Regions from separate parts of the Mus musculus genome. Here region 2 is linked to region 1. The links are chromatin loops, found by intact Hi-C in ENCODE. Cell type or tissue: heart. All regions are shown on one strand. Links, peaks and the distances in the headings refer to the core of each region. The heading gives the core; the rest is flanking DNA.

Region 1 (10,395 bases), core at 1,274-9,273:
AACTGTCTTACTGATGTCTTATCCCAGGAAGTAAAAAAAATAAATAAAATGGTCTACACAGATTCCAATGCTTGAAATCATTCAGGGGGCCTCAAAGAATAAAAGGGAAAAGCTCCAAGTGGACAGGCAGATACTGAAAGACAGATGGAGGTGTAGCGGAAGATGACGTGGGGGAACTAGCTTGAGCAGAAGACAGAAGTCAAATGCACTAAATGCTGCTATGAGCTCAGAAAGATGAGGAAGAAGGTCCTTGGAAAGTGTCCATCGGTGTTAAGACCCCGGAGGGGGGAATGTCAGTGTAGAGGAAAGGGTTTGAAGTCAGATAGCAGGCAGAGCACTTCTTAAAACACAATATTGGAATCTCTGGCTCTAATATGAACAAGGGTGTCAAGAAATTCTTTGTGACTAGGGAAGACTCAGCTCCTCTAAATAGCTCACATCTGATCAGCCACCAAAGAGCCAGTGATGGCCTGTCAAACTTTCTAAAGTGGATATGCAAATCAGACCCCACTGTCACCCTAGATTGCATGACAGTCTTCTAGTCTTCTTTCTGCTCGACCTGTGCAAAGAGACACACATGCCCCTTCCTCTAATGCAATCTAGACTGTGGGTCCTTCTGAAGTCTCACTGTATTTCAGATACAAATACTCCACCGAGAAAAGGCTCTACTTGTCTTTGTGCTTGTTGATGTTGTTTGTAAGTCTACAAGCTGTTTAATCATCATGAGCTGTTAATCTTGCTGATGTTTTCTTTTCTCCGTTATTTTAACAGAGGTAGTGGTTCATTGTTTCCCAGTCTCTATTAAGACATTCTTGACAGCCATTCTACAGTAAAGGGCGCTGCCAGAAGAATGTTGTAAGGATCATTTAGCACATGTTTTTAAAATCAGCTAATGTATTCCCTAGGATATTCTTTGGTTTTGTTTTGAAGATAATTACTTGTGGCCAAATTTTTATTGAGGACGAATTAAACTACTGTTCCTAATGGAGGCACAGTGTGATAACATGCAGAGATTTTTTTTAACATTTTATTTGGTTATAATTTAAACTGAGCCTCTTTTTGTTGCTGGAACAAAGTGATTTAAGGATAATAGAGTGTGTGAGCACATTTTTACTTAGTCTTTTCACGTTTTAAAGTTTATGCAGAAAGACAAAGTCCCCATATTTAGATACCATACCAAGGTTAAGCAGACCTTGTAAGGCAAGTTAACTATTAGATCTACAAGATTTTTCTTGAGTTTTACTACCTTTCTTAAGAAAATTCACCAAGCCTTCAGAGCATCCTCTGTAAACTCTCAGCTAGAGAACAATAATAATTTAGGCCAGGCATGGTGGCACTTGCCTTTAATCCCAGTGCCCAGGAGGTAGAGGTAGGCAGATCTCTATGAGCTCAAGGCTAACCTGGTCTACATAGTGAGTTCCAGGATGTCAAGAGATACACAAAGATACCTCCCCCCCCCCAAAAAAAAAGAGGAGGAGGAGGAGGAGGAGGAGGAGGAGGAGGAGGAGGAGGAGGAGGTGGACAGACTCTTTTGACAGAAATGGAAACATGTTCTAAACCAGCCAACTGGTATACCTGTGCATTAGTTAAGTTTTCATTGCTTTTAAGAGACACCATGACTAAGGCAATTCTTTCATTCCTTTAATTTATTTATTCATTTTATATCTTCATCATTAACCCCCCCCCAGTACAATTCCTTCCTCCATTCCCCATCCCTTCTCCTCTGAGAATAGCTCCTATGTATTCCCTCTACCTTGCCACATCAAGTCTCTGCAGGGCTAGGTGCATCCTCTTCCACTGAGAGGCAAATATTAATTAGGCCTAGCTTACAGTTTCAAAGGTTTGGTCCATTATCATCATCGCAGAAAGAATGGCAGTGTGCAGGCAGACATGGTGCTGGAGGAGTGGAGAGTTCTACATCCTGATCCACAGGCAGCCAGGAGGAGACTGTCTTCTGTAGTCAGCCAGAAGGAAACTCTGGATCCTCTGGCCAGACTTGCACACTTATATGAGAACTCAAAGCCCCAATCCCACAGTGACACACATCCTCTAACAAGGCCACACCTCCCTATAGTGCCACTTCCCATGGGCCAAGCATATTTGAACCACCACAACCTGCTTACAACCTCTACTGAGAACACTAAACAGACTATATACAAGTGAAGCCAGTTTGTATATCTCTACTAAAAAGTGGGGCTTGAGAGATTACTTGGTGGTTAAGAGCCCTTTTTTTTGCAGACTTATGTTCAGTATGCAGCAGCTACATGGTGGCTCATAACTATCCATAACTCCACTTCCAGAGGGACTGGTGCCCTCTTCTAACCTCCCACAGGCCCCAGGCATACACTAAGTACACATGCATACATTCTGGGAAAATGTTTACATACATTAAATATATTTTTCAAAAGCTAAAAAGAAAGAGAAAGGCAGACAGACTGAGTCAGGCCATCTAAGGTCTCTGAGCCTTCCCTAGTAACTAGTCCCCCAGCCCGAGATGAAAGAAGAGTTGAGGAGTCGGAGGTGAGTGTTTCTATAATTTGTTTTACAGGATCTTCAAAAAAAACAAATACTTAGCCTACAAATAAAAGTATATATTGTTGATTATGTTTATATATTAACAAAAAAACAATATCACTAAATACCATAATGAATAACAACACATATGCTTACAAGAGGAGCAAAAATTACCAAATCATGTTGACCTGGTTGCCTATTCGGTGTGCTCCATGAATACTACCAAACTTGAGTTAAGGTCTAAAAATTGAAAATTTGGGGTAGGCTTGGGTTGTCAATCCAGTGTCTCTATCACTCAAGAATAAGCATCACCAAGCCAGGATGGGGTCCTTGTGACTTCTTTCTTTCTTTGTATTTATTTTATTATCGAGACAGGGTTTCATTGTGTAGGCCTTGCTATCCTGGAACATTGTAGATCAGGATGACCTTGAACTCACAGAGATCTGCTTGCCTACAAGCATATGCCGCCACCACCCTGGATCCTTGATTTTAAAGTTATTAGAGGCTGCATTTCTCACGGCAACTGAAACATCAGAAAATGGAGTTTTCTGAACTCAGAAGAAAGGCTGTGACATACAAAAGAGCTGAGCATAGGACCTCAAGAATCCAAGACAAAGTAGGAAGAATGTCCAGAGAGGAACCGCACATGTATTTTAGAGACAGTGGAATATATGATCAGATGCCTTAGAGGTGGACATACAGGATCCCTGTGACAGGCTGTTACCTCCAGAAACCATGTGCTACTATTTCCTCCAGCCTAGCTGAACACTCTCCATCTCTGCACTCTCATATTGACCTGTGCTCCCAGCTGCCTTCTGTCTGCTTGCCAGCTGCCTTACTAGTCCGAAAGTGCTGTGGCTGAAGGGGCTTGTGTCTTACACTGGCTTCCTTCAGTGGTGGACTAGAAGGTGAAATTATCCATTTCCTATCCAAGCAGGTGTTTATCACAACAGCAGGCAAACAAGACCAAGGTTGTCATTAAATCTCTGCGGCTTGGAGTGTAGCTCTAAAAAGCACTTTCCTGGTATTCATAAATCCCTGGATTTAATCCACAGCACTACAAAGTAAAGTGTGTGTGTGTGTGTGTGTGTGTGTGTGTGTGTGTGTGCGCGCGCGCGCACGCATATGTATGTATTGATGCCTAGTCTCGTGTGGCAGCTACACAGCCTGTATTTCCAGGTACTCAGACCACTTGAGTCTCAGAATTTAAATCCAGCATGGGCAACATGGTGAAATTCTGTCTCAAAATAAGAGGAGAAAGATTCAAAAATCTCTGGGTCGTATCCCAGACCAATTAAATCAGAATTAGAGTCAGAGCCCAAGCTCCCTGGGTGATTCCGAAGAGCAGCCAAGCTTGGGTAATAGTGCTCTCTTCACAGTCAATCAAACGCCTCTTCAGTTCACAGTCAGTTGGGCCCTCTCTGCCCCACGCACGGTTTGGCGGCTGGCCGGACCATCCATCTGTTGGTGGCAGCAATAGTCACTGCTGCTTCTGTTTTCTCAGGATTCTTCTCGCTGCATATTCATGTCTTCACCCTGATTTAGAGCTACTGGAAGGAGACTCTTGTGAGATTTTATAACTTGTGGCAACACAACAAATGCACCTACATTTCCTTAGCTCCTCAGAAGCACACATGTGTTTGTGTGTATTTATAGACATATTCTACCCAGAGTTTAACTTTGCTGTAGTTCCTTAGTTCTCAGAAAATGTGTGAGCAGGCTTCTCCAGTTTCTGGAGGAGGTGCCAATTCAGAGTCTGTGGTGAATCTTCAGCACCCTCTAGTGGTGTTAGTGGAGTACATCTGTTTTGTTCAACAGGATCGTTTTTTCCACGCCTCTTGATTACCAACAGCATCCAAGGACACTGACCTGAGGAATCGTCTGTTGCATTAATTAGCCCTGTGATACAACTCGTTCGTGTGAAGAAGAGTCTCCACTAAGTATAACTGACTTCTCAGCCTTTTCTTTGTCCCCCAAAGGCCAGCCAGGAATTGCCATTAAGAATAGGCCATTCACTTGGCAATGGTTTATTGCACCTGTTATGTGAGTGAAAAAGGCCCTAGTACGTCAAAGTACCAAAGTATTAAGACAGTAGGAGAGTATAATAATTAAGGGCTTTGCAAATTGTACTTGCAAAACACATGAAACTGAAGAAGAACGAACACCAAAGTGTGGACACTTTGCCCCTTCTTAGAATTGGAAACAATCACCCATGGAAGGAGTTACAGAGACAAAGTTTGGAGCTGAGACAAAAGGATGGACCATCTAGAGACTGCCATATCCAGGGATCCATCCATAATTAGCCTCCAAACGATGACACCATTGCATACACTAGCAAGCGTTTGTTGCAAGGACCGTGATATAGCTGTCTGTTGTGAGACTAGGCCGGGGCCTAGCAAACACAGTAGTGGATGTTCACAGTCAACTATTGGATGGATCACAGGGCCCCCAATGGAGGAGCTAGAGAAAGTATCCAAGGAGCTAAAGAGATCTGCAACCCTGTAGGTGCAACATTATGAATTAACCAGCACCCCTGAGCTCTTGACTCTAGCTGCATATGTATCAAAAGATGGCCTAGTCGGCCATCACTGGAAAGAGAGGCCCATTGGACAGGCAAACTTTATATGCCCCAGTACAGGGGAACCCCGGGGCCAAAAAAATGGGAATGGGTGGGTAGGGGAGTGGGGGGGGGGACTTTTGGGATAGCATTGGAAATGTAATTGAGGAAAATACATAATAAAAAAAATAATAATAATTAAGGGCTTAACTCTGGAGTCAAGCTGACTCATTCCTATCCCATGCTTGATAGTTCTTTAAGTATGGGCCAAGCGACTTGGCCTCTCTTTGTACTACGGGTCCTTATCTGCAAAGTAATTATACACCTCTCTCCGAGTGTATTAAGAAGTACAGTCTAATATTATCATCACCCTAATTATTAAATATATTTTAAAGGCTCTAATTTTAACCTGGGGCAATGTCCCCAAACATTTCCCCCACCCCTAGATAATGCACAAACTATCACCACTTCTTTTGGTAAACAAGGAAGAGGCCCCCAAAGTCTTTGACCTCTTTGACAACCCATTTCATAGACTTTCATTTATTCCTGGTTTCTTGGCCACCCCTCATAGTTCTTATCTAAAGCAGGGATGGGAAACAACAGCTAAGTCAAAACTCTTACCCAAAGTTCATTTGGTGCAAATTTGGGGTCACTGGGTCATAGCTGCATTTGTTTGTCTGTTTTCTCCAGAAACCATAGGACCTGCAGGACACACGACTTTCACCTGCTACCCTTTCACCTCGAATTACGTCTTGCCCTTTATCTGGGTTTTTAAGTTTCTCTGTATTTACACCCACCTATGTAGAGACAATTAAGACAGAATTTGCAGGCTAGCCCAAGACACAAAATCAGCTTTCACCCTCTACCCACCAACCCAGGACTTCACAAACCCCAGATCTCTCTTCCTTCTCTTATTCTGACAGATAAAAGTCATCTTCTTTGTATCTTAAATACAATGGTCTTGGAAAGGCAAGTCAATGAATAATTGAAAGACCTCTCAAATTCATAATTGAATAGCTTTTCTTAAGACGTTTCCCTCAAGGTAGATATGGTGGCACATGCCTTTAATCCCAGCACTCAGGAGGCAAAGGTAGGCAGATCTCTGTGAGTTCAAGATCAGCATGCTCTACAGAGTGAGTTCCAGGACAGGCAGGGTTACCAGGGACCCCCAAAAAAAAAAAAAAAAAAAAAAAAAAAAAAAAAGTTAATTCCTTAATTTTCAACAATCTCGTTTCTTCCTATGGTTTAAATTATTAAGCCTTGAACTTCATTTGATCCCCTAGGTAACCAGAAAATGGCCTAATCTCTGCTCTCTGGGAGATAATATATTTCAAAGTAAAAAGTAAAATGTCAGACCACATCAAGAATATTGTGTGTATACTAAAATGGAGATATAAATAAGCGGGCAACCCCTGCATTTGTTCAAAAGGAAAATATTGCAATCAGTAGGGTTAGGGAAAGAAGGAATCTTTTGAGATGACGATGGATGAAGTTGTGGATGTTGCTGTAGATTCACTTGTGCGAGTGTTAGAGATCACATGACTAGCCTGGACAAGCTGCGTTATAGTTATGAAGCTTCTTGCCTCCAATCCTCCCTGTGAGGGAGCTCTCTGGATTGCTAGACCATGAGCCTTGGCATCCACAAAAACTTACCACTTAACAGGTGAATGACCTTGGACTGGGTTACTCCAACTCTAGCTCTCCCCTGACTCCAAGAGCAAGGTGGGGAATTGTTAGTTTCGAAGTGGTGTGGTGCAGATAAACTGCTTAGCGCCTTGTGAGACATCCAGAAAGGTGGGACTATTAGAGAGCCATCGAAGAGGGCAAGAGCTGTCTATGTCTTGTTCAACCTTGTACCCTTACCACCCAGCTGAGCATCCAGGGGATCATACTGAATGCTCCCATCCAGGTCACTGCAATGGAGATGCAGACTCAGTTTGGAACACCGCAGTGATCATCACTGTCAGCATGGGAGGTTAAGGTCTAAAGCAGGAGCCAGGAAGACCTGAGTGGGATCCTGCTTTGCTGTGTAATGGTTGCTTATGTGGGGGAGGCGAGGAAGACAGTCTAAGATCTTTGTATTTCTGCTTCACAAAATATGTATAAAGCAGAAAAGACCATCTCTTCCAGTCCTGTTGAAGCTAAGGCATCGTGAATGCACTATGCACACACGTGTGTGTATACATGTTCATGTGAGTGGCTACATAGAGGGATATGTGCGGGTGGAGGTCAGAGATTGACATTTGATGGCTTCCTCTATGGATTGGTTTTTTGAGGCAGGATCTCTCACTGAACCTGGAGCCCCAGCTGTGCCTCAGTTTGTATGTGAATACATACTCGGCATCTAGACCTTCAAAACCAAGGTTCCCCAGCGCCAGACTTTCTTTACTTTTTACTGAAAAATCTTGCCTAAGCGGTTTTAAGAAAACAAACAAACAAACAAACAAACAGATTACTGAGTCTGATAGAGCATGTGCCTTTAATCCCAGCATTCTGGAGGCTGAAGGCATGCTGATCTCTGTGAGTTCAAGACCAGCCTGGTTTTCAAACTGAGTTCCAGGGCACCCAGAGCTTTTACAGAGAAGCTATGTTATGAAAAGACAAATAAATAAATAAATAAAATTTAAAAAGAAAAAGATAAAAGGAGGAAGCAGAGGAGGAGGAAGAAGGAGGAGGAAGAGGAGGAGGAGGAAGAAAGAGGAGGAAGAGGAGGAGGAGGAGGAGGAAGAGGAGGAGGAAAAGAAGAAACAAACACAGAATCCCTTTTCTGAATAAGAATATTGATGTTGAAAAATATGGTAAAGAGCTAGGATGTTGTGGATGAGTGATTCAACAGTAATTAGGATATAAATAATTTGAGGTTAAAGATACAATTAGAAGATAGAGTTGGGGGTTTTTTAAACTACTAAACAACTTGGATTCAGTCAGCTAACCTATCACATCAGATAGGTAATAGATAGTTTCTCTCTAAACTCTAATCTTTCCACTTTTGACCAAAGCATCATAAATTTTAGTTTTTAGAACAGAGCCTAGTTCCCTGTCTGGAATCCATGACTGTTGTAATAGGGATCAGTGAGCTATTTAATAGCTGAAAAACACCATCAGGTTTAACATTTACCACCTATGAGGCTGCACAGATTAATTAAAATGTCACACTCCTTTGCCTTTAGCAGGCGCTTTATGACACTATTGCAGTCACTAATTACCAAACCAAATGAGCTACTTGATGGCATCATGAAAGTGACTGGTGAAATACTACTTTAAAATCTGGGGCTCGGGCTAATGGGAGCTTTCTAATGAATGAACTCTTATCCCTTAAAAAAATGTTTATATCCAAGTTTCATTGATAATTGTGCTTAAAAAGAAAAAGTGGCTAGCTAATCCAAAACTATATGCAGAAATAGTTTACGGAAATTTTTACAAATTCAAAACTAGTATGCATTATTTTGAGATTTGCAAACATACTTGCATCTCAAAAATGCATACAAGATGCTTGCAACCTAGCCTGGCAACCTAAATTTGACCCCTGGGATACACATGATTGGAAGAGAGAATGGACTACTTTAGGTTGTGTTCTAACTCCACATGTGGTTGTGGCATATATGTATGCAGAAAGAGAGAAAAATAGAAAGAAGGAGGGGGGGAAGGGAAGGAAGAAGGGAGGGAGGAAGGAAGATGTAATTTCATAAAAGACCACTTGGACAACTATTCTGTTTATGGAGGAAGGCTTGCTTGAGAGTGGTGTGTGTGTGTGTGTGTGTGTGTGTGTGTGTGTGTATTTGTCTCACTGTGTGTATGTACCTATGTGGGCATGTATGTGTGCGTACAGATGTGCATGTGAGTGCACATAAAGTTCAGATCAAATGCTTTCCTCAAATTCCACCCTATCTTTTGAGATAGAATCTCTCACTAATCCTGACTCACCAATCTAGCTATGCTGGCCGGCAAGTCAGCCCCAGGAATCCAGCTGCCTCCACTCCCCCCAGCATTGAGACTACAGGTGTATGCCACCAGAACCAGTATCTTTACATGAATGCCAGAGATCCAAACTCAGGTTTCCTCATCCTTGTATGACAAACAGTTTTCATAAATGCATCATTTATGCATTTATGCAGTATGCTCTATTTTTAAGATCTTATATTTTGATCGTAATGTATCTTGAATGTCTGTGGTCACAAAGAATTGCATTTGACTCTAGTTTTAATTGGAGATTTCAATGAGTATTAAACAGATATAACACTTAATATTTAGTTTCTTTCATAGTGTGTGTTGCTATGCTGTGTGTCTCACATGAAATATTCTTAATAATGCCCTCTTTAAACTCTGGCTTTTATACTGCATTACTGTAGGAGCATAAAATAATTTAATACATGATTTTTGCTTCCAGGAGTTTCATGTGTGTATATATTTAACAACCTAAGGCAGCATTGCATATGCTAAGCAAGTCTCCTAACACTGAGTTGTATCTTTGGTCTTTTTTCATCCTGAGACAGGATGTTGCTAAGTTTTCCAGGCTGGCCATGGAAGCAAGGCAGGTTTTGAGCTCGCAGTCTTTCTGCCTTGGCCTCTAGAGTAAGTGGGCTTGTGGATCTGTACACTAGGAGATTTATTGTGTTGTTGTATTTGCTGACAAATGTATAGAAACTTATTTTGACCAAGTTGTGGGCAATAATATTCACTATGTATTGATACAGAATTATGAAGTTTCATGTTGCAAAGCGGAAGTTTAAGGAAACATTACGCCCATATGATGTAAAAGATGTCATTGAACAATACTCTGCTGGTCACCTGGACATGCTTTGTAGAATAAAAAGCCTTCAGACACGGTAAGCAATGGGCATGGAAACTATCTGGTATTTCCTACAATACACAAAACCTTTCGATTCTGTATTTCCGACTCTTGTTCGGTAAGCAACAGGGTGGTTGCCTTTTAACATAGATTGTATTCTTCTTTTCGTAAATGGAGAGAAGGTTAGTGGTACCTCGTAGGGTTGAGCCAACTATTGACTAGTCAGTGTAGTTTGTAACACGTAGTATCCTTGGCACTGGCTAATCAGTCAATGTTAATGATAGGCTAACATGGCAGCTCAGTAGAACACTTTACAAAAAAACCATAGCTTCCTTACTTGCTTATTGCCCACATATCAGGTATCAAACAAATCCTCACTGAGCCTGTTCTATCAGTGTAAAATCATCAGAGTTACGATTTCATGGCTTTTTTGGTAGAACTCAGAACTGACAGGTCCAAGGGAGACGTTATTTTGTTTGGACAGTTTCCCTCTAGACGCTCCTTCCTACGTGATTTCATATTTGATCATATGTAA
Region 2 (10,395 bases), core at 1,420-9,419, 700 kb before region 1:
AGAAAAGAAACCCCTCCCTATGTTACCAGTTCAAGTTCAGCACTGAGAGCCAAGCTAAGACAGCAGAAAAAAAATAGTGTTCCTAGCAATTGCTTTTATTTTGTCTGCACTTATTTCTGTTGATGAACTGAGTTAATGACTGTGTATTAAGGCAAAATGATGAACGTGAACACATTGCCTCAAAATTAGTTTATCTTCCTAACAGTCAGGCACCAAAACTTCATTGTGGGAGTTGTTTGGCAAAGAACAGACTAGAGTTTGTTTCAGTAGATGTGACAGTGACTGATAGTAGCTAGGAAATATTTAAGAAGAAGAATTTCAAGTTCCCAGATAACTTTCCCCTTGCATTCCCCCGAGCCTCTTGGGAAGGATATAATTGTGATTATAAAGAGGAAGCTATTAGCAAGCAGGATATTTAAAGAGAACAGATTGAAATATGGCTCCTTAGGAGAATTGATTACTAATCGCCTTGAAGTTAGAGCGACTTTCAGTGCATTTCAGATGTTACTTATAAAAAGGAAGTTTCTCTTCCACTTTACATAGAAGAGATCTTACAATCACTTTGTTCATGTAAGCAATGCTACTTCAAAAGAATCAGACAGGCTTAGGACTCAAAGTGTTTTCCTCTTGCAATGGGAATATGAAAGGTTAGGAGGAGAAAGCTCTGTCTCCCAGTCTAAGTGTTTTCGAGGCTTGGAACAATTTCTCATTATTCCATTTTGTTCTTTACCAAGGATCCCTCACTTATCACTTTCTCTTAATTCCCAAGGAGTGTGTTATTTTTTTTTTCTTCAGTTTCCAGTTCTTAAGCCCTTGTCAGGCAGAAGTGTCATTTACACAGTTACTGCTTTCTTTCCTGCAGGGGTAGAGAACTCTAAAATCTTTTCGTTGCACTGGTGGCAAGGTCGTTTCAAATTACAGTGAACTGCAGTTCATAAGAGTTAAGCTATTAAGATTGGCGGCATACCTTAATTGGTGGAACACTTGCCTACAACCCACAAGGTCCCAACTCAAATTTCATTACTGTCACTTCACAAACTGGATGTGGCAATGTACACTTCTAATCCTGTCACTTGGGAGGTGGAGAAAGGAGGTTCAGGATCAGGAGTTTGACACCAGCTTGGACTACATAGCGTAGCATGTTCATGTCAAGCCTGGCTACATGAGGGTTTATTAAAAAAAGAAAAAGAAAAAGAAATCAAGCCACTGTTCAAAATATATATCCTATAATCCTATGTAGCTTTTCATCACATAAATGTTATCTTCATTTTTATTCCATTTCTGTGAATGTAGCATTGACTCATGTGTGTGTGCATTCTCCCCACCCTGGTGTGTGTGTGTGTGTGTGTGTGTGTGTGTGTGTGTGTGTGTGCTAGTACATGCTTGCACATAGGTGGACTTGTACATGGAAGCCCTAGTTTGATTTGGGGAATCATTCTTGATCTTTTTTTCTTCCCTAGTTACTAAGGCATGTCTCTTAATCAAATGCAGACAGGTCTGGAGAGACAGCTTGCTCTGGGGTTCCTGCCTCCAGCTTCCAAGGCTGGAATTACAGGTGGGCACCTACATCTACCTGCTATTCATTTGACTTTTGCGGATCCAAAAATGATTCTCATCCTTAAAAGCCATCTCCTTACTCTGGAAAGCTAACTTTATTCTTATAATACACTTTTCAAAATCTCTACTCCTAGCCAAGCTTGGTTACTCAAAGTCAAGTAATGTTTAGATAACATCCCCCGATTATGCTCCTCCTTGGGTTTCTGCCTTCCCTTAATTATAACCATGTAAATCCACCGTGTCCCTCTTCAAGGATGCCTGTACACTTCCAGTAACCATTCCTCACAGTGAGTCAGGAGGATTCTTCTAAAACAGATCACTGTAACTAAAATCCACCTTCTGTATGAAACAGAAGATATCACTCACTCTGACTCCCTCTCAGTCTTTGCTCTCTATTGAAACACTCCATACCCCGCCCCCACACGGAGTATAGTATGTTTTCTAGATCACTAGTTATGTCAAACACCTTCCAAAAGGCTTTCCAGAACCCTTTAAGTACTGTAAAACAAAAGACACCTGGTGGATTCTAATCAGTAGAAAATTCCATTTGACCACTTGGACTCTCTCTCTGTAAACCCAGCCTAAGCCACAGGAGTTCTCTTGGCAGATATGTCTGCTCCCTACTCACTGAACTCATGACAACTTAACCAAATAACTGTACGCAAGAGTTGTACAATGTAACTCTGAAACTCAAACATACAACTGTGAATTCAGACCTCTTACATTTTCTCATATCTTTATCGTAACATTCTGGCTTCTTTCTGTTTTGTTTTGTTCTGATCAATGTCTAATTATGTTTCCCAGGCTGGTCTTGAACCCATAGACATATGCTGTTGCCTCCAGCCTTTAGATAATCTGAGAGTACAGCTTTGTACTACAGCACCCAGATATGATTTCTGCTTTGTTACCCAACATAACAATCATCTTCTCCTAATGTAAAAATAAGTCATTGTGTTTGATTGATCTGCCACTGATGGTTTCCTGTTTGCTAATGCTGTTGCGTAGGGCAGTCTTTAGACATGGTGCTACATGAATCCACTCATCCTGACTTCAATTCATCAATCTTTCCTTTTCCCCTCTGAGTACTACCAGTGTAGCCCAACTGCTACAGCCTAACTTCATAAGCAACCAGTGCTTTTAGCAGTTTCCTTTAACGTGGGAAGAAATGGAAAACACTTTCAATGTTTTACTGTGTTTTTAAACAGACATATCATCACTTTACCCAGGTAAACAAAGCCAGGCAGATTAACACAATGATGGTTTGCACCAGCAAGTTGGCTCAGTGGATAAAGGCTCAGTGCCCAGCAAACTTGGCAACCTGAGTTTAATTCCTGGAATTCAAATGAAGGTTAAAAGAGAGAGAGAGCTGACTCCACAAACATGTTCTCTGACCTCCACACAAAAGTAATGGAATATGCATGCCTTCAACCTTTCATACACACACACACACACACACACACACACACACACACACCAATGCTTAGTAAATTTTTGCAAAAACAAAATTAATATTATTTTATATATGGCAGCATGATTGCACTTATGAATCCTGTTTTAGTGCAGTTTTTTCCATAGCATATTTTTTACATATACCTTCCTTCCTATTCTCTATTCTTATAAGGAGGAAAATAATGGTGTTTGACTATGAGATAAATTTTGTTTGACATAAGGGAGTAATGTTAAAATCAATAAGTTCAATTTTGAGGGAAAGGATTCTGGCTAACTGTGAGGAACAATCCCAGATCTTATGAGAATAGAACCCTGAATGGAGTCAAGATATATAATACCTATGAAAGACACTGGGAGGCTGGGAATACAGCCTTATGGTAGAACACATGCCTAAAGCAGTGGATTTGTTCCCTATCAATACCAAAATGAGCGAATGAATTAAGAAATAAATATATTGCTAATGTTGTAATGATTCAAGCTGTTAGTGTTTTTTGTTTTTGTTTAAGATTTATTTCTTTGTTTTATGTATATGAGTTTATTGCTGCTGTCTTCAGACACACCAGAAGAGGGCATGGGATCCCATTGCAGATGGTGAGCAACTATATGATTCCTGGAAATTGAACTCAGATCTCTGGAAGAGCAGCAGTGCTCTTAATCACTGAACCATATCTCCAGGCCCTAGTGTGTGGCTATTAATGCTTAAAGGCCACATGTCACAATGAGCATGGTTTTGCATGCTTGTAACCCCAGGACTTGGGCAGGAAGCTGAAGCAGCATCATGAGTGTGAGGCCAGTCTGGGTTACAGAGCAAGACATAATTAAAGAAAAAAGTGTCACCACGCTATTTCAGAAAAGAAAAATGAACCTATATATCCTCCTTAAAGATCTCTATTATCTTCATGAGATGGGAGTTTAGGTCAGCAACACGCTTTTCAGGTGTCTCGGGGGTATCCAGAGCTTGCTGTGGTGGGAGAGCTGAGTTCTGATGGTGTCAAAGTATATTGGAGATCTGCTGCAACCCGAGGACATAGGAACCAAGCCCCAGATAGAGACACCCAGGATAGCTAACCCCAGAGATAACCATATAGTAAGAAGCAAGCCCAAGATCATAAGCAACAGAAGCCAATATACTTTGAAACCTTATTTGTTAAATGATGAAAATTTCATCAGACCATAGTGGCTCAGTGAAGTTCACTGGGAAGATTGAACAGGAGGATCAATTTGATATGGAAGGCAGCCTTGGTTACACAGAGAGCTGAAAACATGTCCAGGATACAAAGTAAGATCTTGTCTAACAGCAGCAGCAGGCAATAGCAACACAACAACAACAACAACAACAACAACAAATCTATGATGTTGGGGATATTTTTGTATACTGTGTATTTGAATGCTCATTTTTGTACCCAGAGATCTGGGTACAGTTTAAATTTTGGTATCATCATTATAAAGAACCATTTCCTGACAGTATTTTGTGAAACATTGTTCTCCATCACTTCTAATTGGTTAAGAAAAACCTGATCTTTCTATAGCTAGGGAGAAGAATTAAGACAAGACTTCCAATTCCAATGAGGGGGTCCGGGGTAAAGTGAATCAAGAGATTGTGAGAGAGTGGCCATGGGGTTGTGACCATGATGGAGTCCCCATGAGGACAGATGAAGTACGAGGCCTGGGCGAGATTAAAATGGCAGGTAACAGGGCACATGGCTGGGTAGTAGGCAGCATAGTTGGCTAAGAATAGATGCATCTCTCTCCAGCTATAGTAGTTGAAGTTTAATAATAAATATTATAGGTCTCTGTGTCAGTATTCTGGTACAAGGGAGGGAATAGAAAAGCCTTGCACTTTTACACTACAGCATGCGTAAGCATTTTACTGAATTAATTGTATGTAGTCATTTCACTTAAGATATTAATGTTACTAATTAAATGCAAATTAAAGCCTCGTGTTAACAAAGGCTGTTCACTCCCCAAACTGAAGGAATAATCACTGATGTCTGATATTTTACTATCCTTTACATCTTATCAAGGAAATAGCCAAGTTCTTGTACTGTCGTGTACAACCAACACAGAAATCAGAGCCACGTCAATGAGACTGGATTCTGTGAAAGGAAGTCTTCAGTGAGAAATTAACTATTGCCTATACCTGCTACCGTGTACTAACAATAAATGCTTTTAGTCCTTTCTAGTAAGAATTTTAAAAGTTAGCTTTAGTTTAAAATCTGACTGTTTTAGTAAAGAACACACAAAGCTTGGCTTCCATTTACTTAAATAATTTAAAACATTTTAATTGAAAACAAAATGCCACAAAGATTTCAAAAGCAAACGTCAAGATGCAATTATCTACAGGAACAATAATGACATCACCAACATCACCAAGCATTGTAGTAATAAAGCCACGAATGTCAGCTTTCATTATAGCTCATTGCCACATCTTGTTACCAAATTAAAATGTAATCAAGTTTTTATAAATTGTCATGGAAACATCTGTTCTGAAGTAATAATATGTTAGAGCTGGGGTGTTTATGGTGCTTTCCATCCAATGTAATTGAAACTAAATCATGTCATATCTATATCTAATCTATATTTATATATCTATATCTAATATCTCTATCTCTACCTATCTGTCATCTATCTGCCTATCTATCTATCTATCTATCTATCTATCTATCATCTATCCATCTATCTATTTATCTATCTATCATCTATATGGAGTTGCTTACAAGAAATTTTAATAAGAACTTTATTTTGTAGAACCTTAGGACAATCCTAGCAAATGTAACAAGGAAAGATTCAAGGGCTTGCATCAAATGATTTGTTTAAGATGCGATTTTTCAAATGTATAGTGCTGCATTATGGTAAAGATTTTGAAAAGCCATCCTAGACTCAACTCTATATGCCCACCGAAGACAGTGGTAAATTAAAAAAGAGAGGAAGCCATTCGTTGTCATGGAGCCTCAGAGGGCAGTTTTCATAAACCAGAGTTTCCAAACTCTGTATTACTATTCTATGTATTACTATTCAAGCTTTAAAAAAAAAGTGTCTCCTATTGGTGGCAGAGAAGAGATGGCTCAGTGGTTAAAAGTCCTTGCTGTTCTTCCAGTGGATCTGAGTTTGATTCCCAGTACCCATATTAGGCATCTTGCAGACACATGGAACTCTAGCTCTAGAAGAACTGATACCGTCCATGAGAAACTGTAAGCATATCTACATACCCCCACACAGACACTCAAACACATAACCAATAACAAAAATAAGCTAACCCCTTTCTGAAGGAGCAGAAATTGTAGTTCTTATTTAGTAAAATTTGTGTTTGGTGATTCTGGAACCCAGAGAAAGAATTTTAACTAATGCATTATGAGGTACTTGAAGGACCTTAGCTTATGCATATGAGCACACTGTTGCTCTCTTCAGACATCAGAAGAGGGCATCGAATCCCAATACAGATGGTTCTGATCCACCACATGGTTGCTGGGAGTTGAATTCAGGACATCTAGAAGAGCAGACAGTGCTCTTAATTACTGAGCCATTTCTCCAGCTGGATATTGGGTCATTAGACCTATCATTTTCTTAAATTCACATTCAGTAGGGATACCAAAGAGAAATAGGACAACTGGGTTTTCACAACTTTAAAAGGAAAAGCACTTAGTGGCTGCTACAAAGGGAGTATGTATGCTGTAGCATGTGAGCATGTCAGAGGACACCTTGCTGCTACAGCTTGCATGCAGGGTCAGAAAGACAACTCTGGAGCATGTGGTATGATTTCAAACTAAATCATCAGTGGTTTATAATAGTTTAACTTCCCGAGTCACTTAAACTTTCAGATTTCTGTCTCTTCATTAGCTAAATGGAGAGAATTACTAGGCTGGCATAACAAACACTATACATTTCATCGTAGTATGATGAATGAGAGCTAGACAATCCCGAGTGTATCTATGGAAAACTTATTATTCATCCTTATCAGCACTATTCATCATTAGATCAATAATGTGGAGTGTTTTTGTTTCTTTGTTTCTTTGTTTGCTTTCATACTTGTTCTTATTTTCCTTCCTAAGCAAGGAAGCCGGCTTCATGCCTTTCTATATAATATGGTGTTTCCATGGTACACAACATAGAAATGAAGAAGGATGAGAGATAAAATAAGCTAAGCATCACTGAAGAACCCTTAAGTTAACAAGTAGATGAGCAGCATCAATCAAGCACTGACATGGCCTGGTTAACTGGTTCAAGGGTCTGGCTGCCAGTTCATCAACCACATGGGAGACAAGCTATAATGTTCCACAATGTGTCCTTCATGGTGTTCTTCACTACCATGCATATCTCACATAAACCTGGACACATGATCCCTGGCCATGGGGGTGAAAAGTGATTTGTCTACCCAGATCGCTGAGCAAAGAAATGAGATTCTCTGGTCTCCTGTTCAGGTCTGCAAATACTGTTTCCAGCTTCAAAGCTTCGAACTTCACTTCTCACTACAAATGATTTTCCCAGAGACAGACTTTCGTTTCTATGGTGTGTTTTAGTGGATGACTTAGCTCAGTGTAATGGGCTCATTACATTTCTACGAGGAATCTGGTATGCATGTAGGAAAGAATTTTAGTTTTCAAAGAAATATTACCAATTTTCTTTAAAATTATTTTTGTGCATGTGTGTGTGTTGTGGGGTGCATGTGTTCATGTGTAGGCAAATAGGTTTGTGGGGACACACACAATTAACACACCACTAGAGATTATGTTTTCTACTGTTCTCAATATTATCTGTTGAGACAAGTTCTCTCACTGAACCTGGAGCTCAGCAATCAGGTAAGATTAGCTACCCAAGTGAGCCTGGAGATTCTCTTGTCTACACCTTAAAGCAGTACGACTTTAGCTACATGCTGCCATGCCTGGCTGTTTGTTTGTTTGTCTGTTCTTGTTTGTTGTTTTGTTCTTTTCATACATGCTGAGAATAAGAGTAATAATTGCACATCAAACACATTGCCAGCCAAACCATTTCCCCAAGCTTTAAATTTGGATTTTAAAATTGATTTTCATTGAAAATGTTTGATAGTTGCAGATCATTTCACCTCCCTAAAAGAAGAAAAGGGTTTGATTTGTATGCTAGTCATGGCTTTTAGCAGGTCCTAGATTGCTTCTAATAAAATCTCCCTTACTGCTGATCATTTGGATGAGGCTGACAATTTACCAATTATCCAGAAACAACCTTGCTTTAGTCAGCATCCTATACTACTATAGTATCTTGGCGAAGACTGTGAATTTCCTAAATAACCATGATTTGGCTGTATGCCTTTCAATTTACTTGTTTGAGTGCAAACCATGACAATCATTTATTTTTTTTTGCTCTGGTACCTTCAGCAATCTGTGTTTATAGAGCTATGTCTCCATCAGAAATTTTTTACTACATAATAGTTGTCTATATAACGCCCCCATAAACCCAGTAAGGATGGGTTTGGTGTAAAGTCAGAGTGTCTTAGAGACATGTAAGAGCATTGACAAGTGTATTATTAATACTTGGTGCATTTCCAAAAGCAAGGCGAGAGGGAAGCATCTGTGGTGTGAGGAGCAACTTTGCCCATCACTTTATTAAGACATGTGTGTATATATGTGTGTTTGTGTGTACATGTGTGTATAAGTGTGTGCTCATGTGTGTTTATGTGTGTCTGCTGTGTGTGTATATGTGTGCATGTGTGTACACATGTGTGTCTTTGTGTGAACGTGTGTATATGTGTGTAGTGTGTGTCTGCGTGTATGTGACTGTGTATATGTGTGGTGTGGGTATGTATATGTATATGAGTATGTTTGTGTGTGATTGCACATATGTGTATTTTATGTGTGTGGGCTAATTATTCAATTTGTGTTAAATCTGAAGAATCTTCTCAGAGAAGAACTAGTGAGGCAGAGTTAGTGTTCAGTAACAGACTATTAAAAATCTATGAAGATGGTCTTGTTCAATCACAGAAGAAACTACAAATATTTCCTTACCACTAAGAATGAAAGGAGGAATAAGTGATTGTGTCTGGCCTCAGATAAAACCCTCCTGTTAAGGCCTGATGCTAGTTCCCATATCCTATTTACACTGAGCAATTTTGCAAAAATAATAAGAAGTGCTGTTGTATCAGTCTCAGAAGAACAAGATACAAAAGCAAAGGTTTGTGAGGCATTTGGGCCTTGTGTTGGGACAGGGGAAGTGAGCATGTACCCGTCTTTACTTCACAGAACATGGCTGCCATAGGGACTGTGTCTCTCTTAAATGTCTTCATTCTACCAGCTGCCCACAAGTTTAGTTTTCAAATCTGAGCATAAATACACACCATCAGCAAGTTCATCTCTGAAATATAGTACCATATGAAAAGTTGCTTTATGTCCAGGTATTTTTAGAAAACCTTCATTCCTTGGCAGCACCATATGGGGTGACTCTTGCTTGATTTTTAAGCTATGTGCATTTTCCCAGAATGTTACCCTTTAACAAATATACTGCAATTATTTTGATAGGATATGTGGCTACTTTTCAAGCTGCTACATTAAACCAATTAATCATTTAAAAACCTTTTTGAATCTTTCCTTTTCACAAGTTGGAGACATCTAGAAATCTGTTGATACCAGATGGAGAGGGAGGGGGAGGGCATATGCCCAGGTTTGTGAATGCCACAGTAACATCAATGAATGAAATATTCTAGAAGATGGACCTAGGAGGTAGGTGGTCAATGGCTAAACACTTGCCACATGATCATGAGGACCTGAAATGTTGGGTGGATGTGACAGCTAGGCTGCAATTCCAGCCTCAGAAAATGAAGACAGGGCATCTTAGTGCAAGCTTGCTCACAAGGCTAGGAGACTCGCCACATTGACTTGCTTTAGGCCTGACAGACCCTACCTCATGAATGCAATGGAAAAGCCCCTTAAAGAAAATTCTGTACATGGCAATCATGGGCATCCACATGAAGGCGCATCCATATGAACATCTTTTCATACATACACAGCACAAATGAAACCACTACCAACAACAACCTCAAAATCAAAGAAGTTCTCAAAAGATTTAGTGAGGGAAATTTTAATTCTCCAGTTGTTAGCACTTGTCATTTGAATATGGATAAACAGTGTGTCCCAAGTTACAGCCATGAAACAAGGGTTGACAGTTGTAGTGGCTATTCCTGGTTGTCAACTTGACTATATTTGGAATGAACTACAATCCAGAATTGGAAGACTCACCAGTGACCCTAATCTGGAGGCTGGGAGATGAAGTTTTTGATCTGGATCTTGGTATGGAGATCTTGAGGCATAGTGGCTATGGATTCAGAAGATTAAAACAGGGAGATCTCCGAGTTCAAGGTCATCTAGGATTAAAGGTGTGGGGACGCACCTTTAATCTGGGCTACACCTTCTGCTGGAGACCATA

Evidence for each region. Hi-C counts contacts between places; a loop is a spot of excess contacts. Peaks named below come from ENCODE experiments on the same cell type or tissue, not always from the same donor. Only the 100,000 strongest peaks of a DNase experiment are listed, where the experiment ranks them.
Region 2: a loop joins it to region 1, with 16 times the contacts of the local background. A loop is called at or near these places in 2 of 42 quality-filtered maps.

The regions. Positions count from the first base shown.
Region 1 is chr1:21,405,295-21,415,689 of GRCm38, reverse strand. It overlaps Kcnq5 (potassium voltage-gated channel, subfamily Q, member 5), which reads left to right. Exons shown (of 14, transcript NM_023872.3): 12 at 9,766-9,897. Among named protein-coding and RNA genes, the nearest start is that of Khdc1b, 27 kb to the right of the region's middle. In heart, for the core only: a CTCF peak has its summit at 4,293 (motif pointing left); no DNase peak of the experiment used is centred there; H3K27ac peaks cover 348 bases.
Region 2 is chr1:22,109,136-22,119,530 of GRCm38, reverse strand. No RefSeq gene overlaps it. Among named protein-coding and RNA genes, the nearest start is that of Kcnq5, 150 kb to the right of the region's middle. In heart, for the core only: no CTCF peak of the experiment used is centred there; no DNase peak of the experiment used is centred there.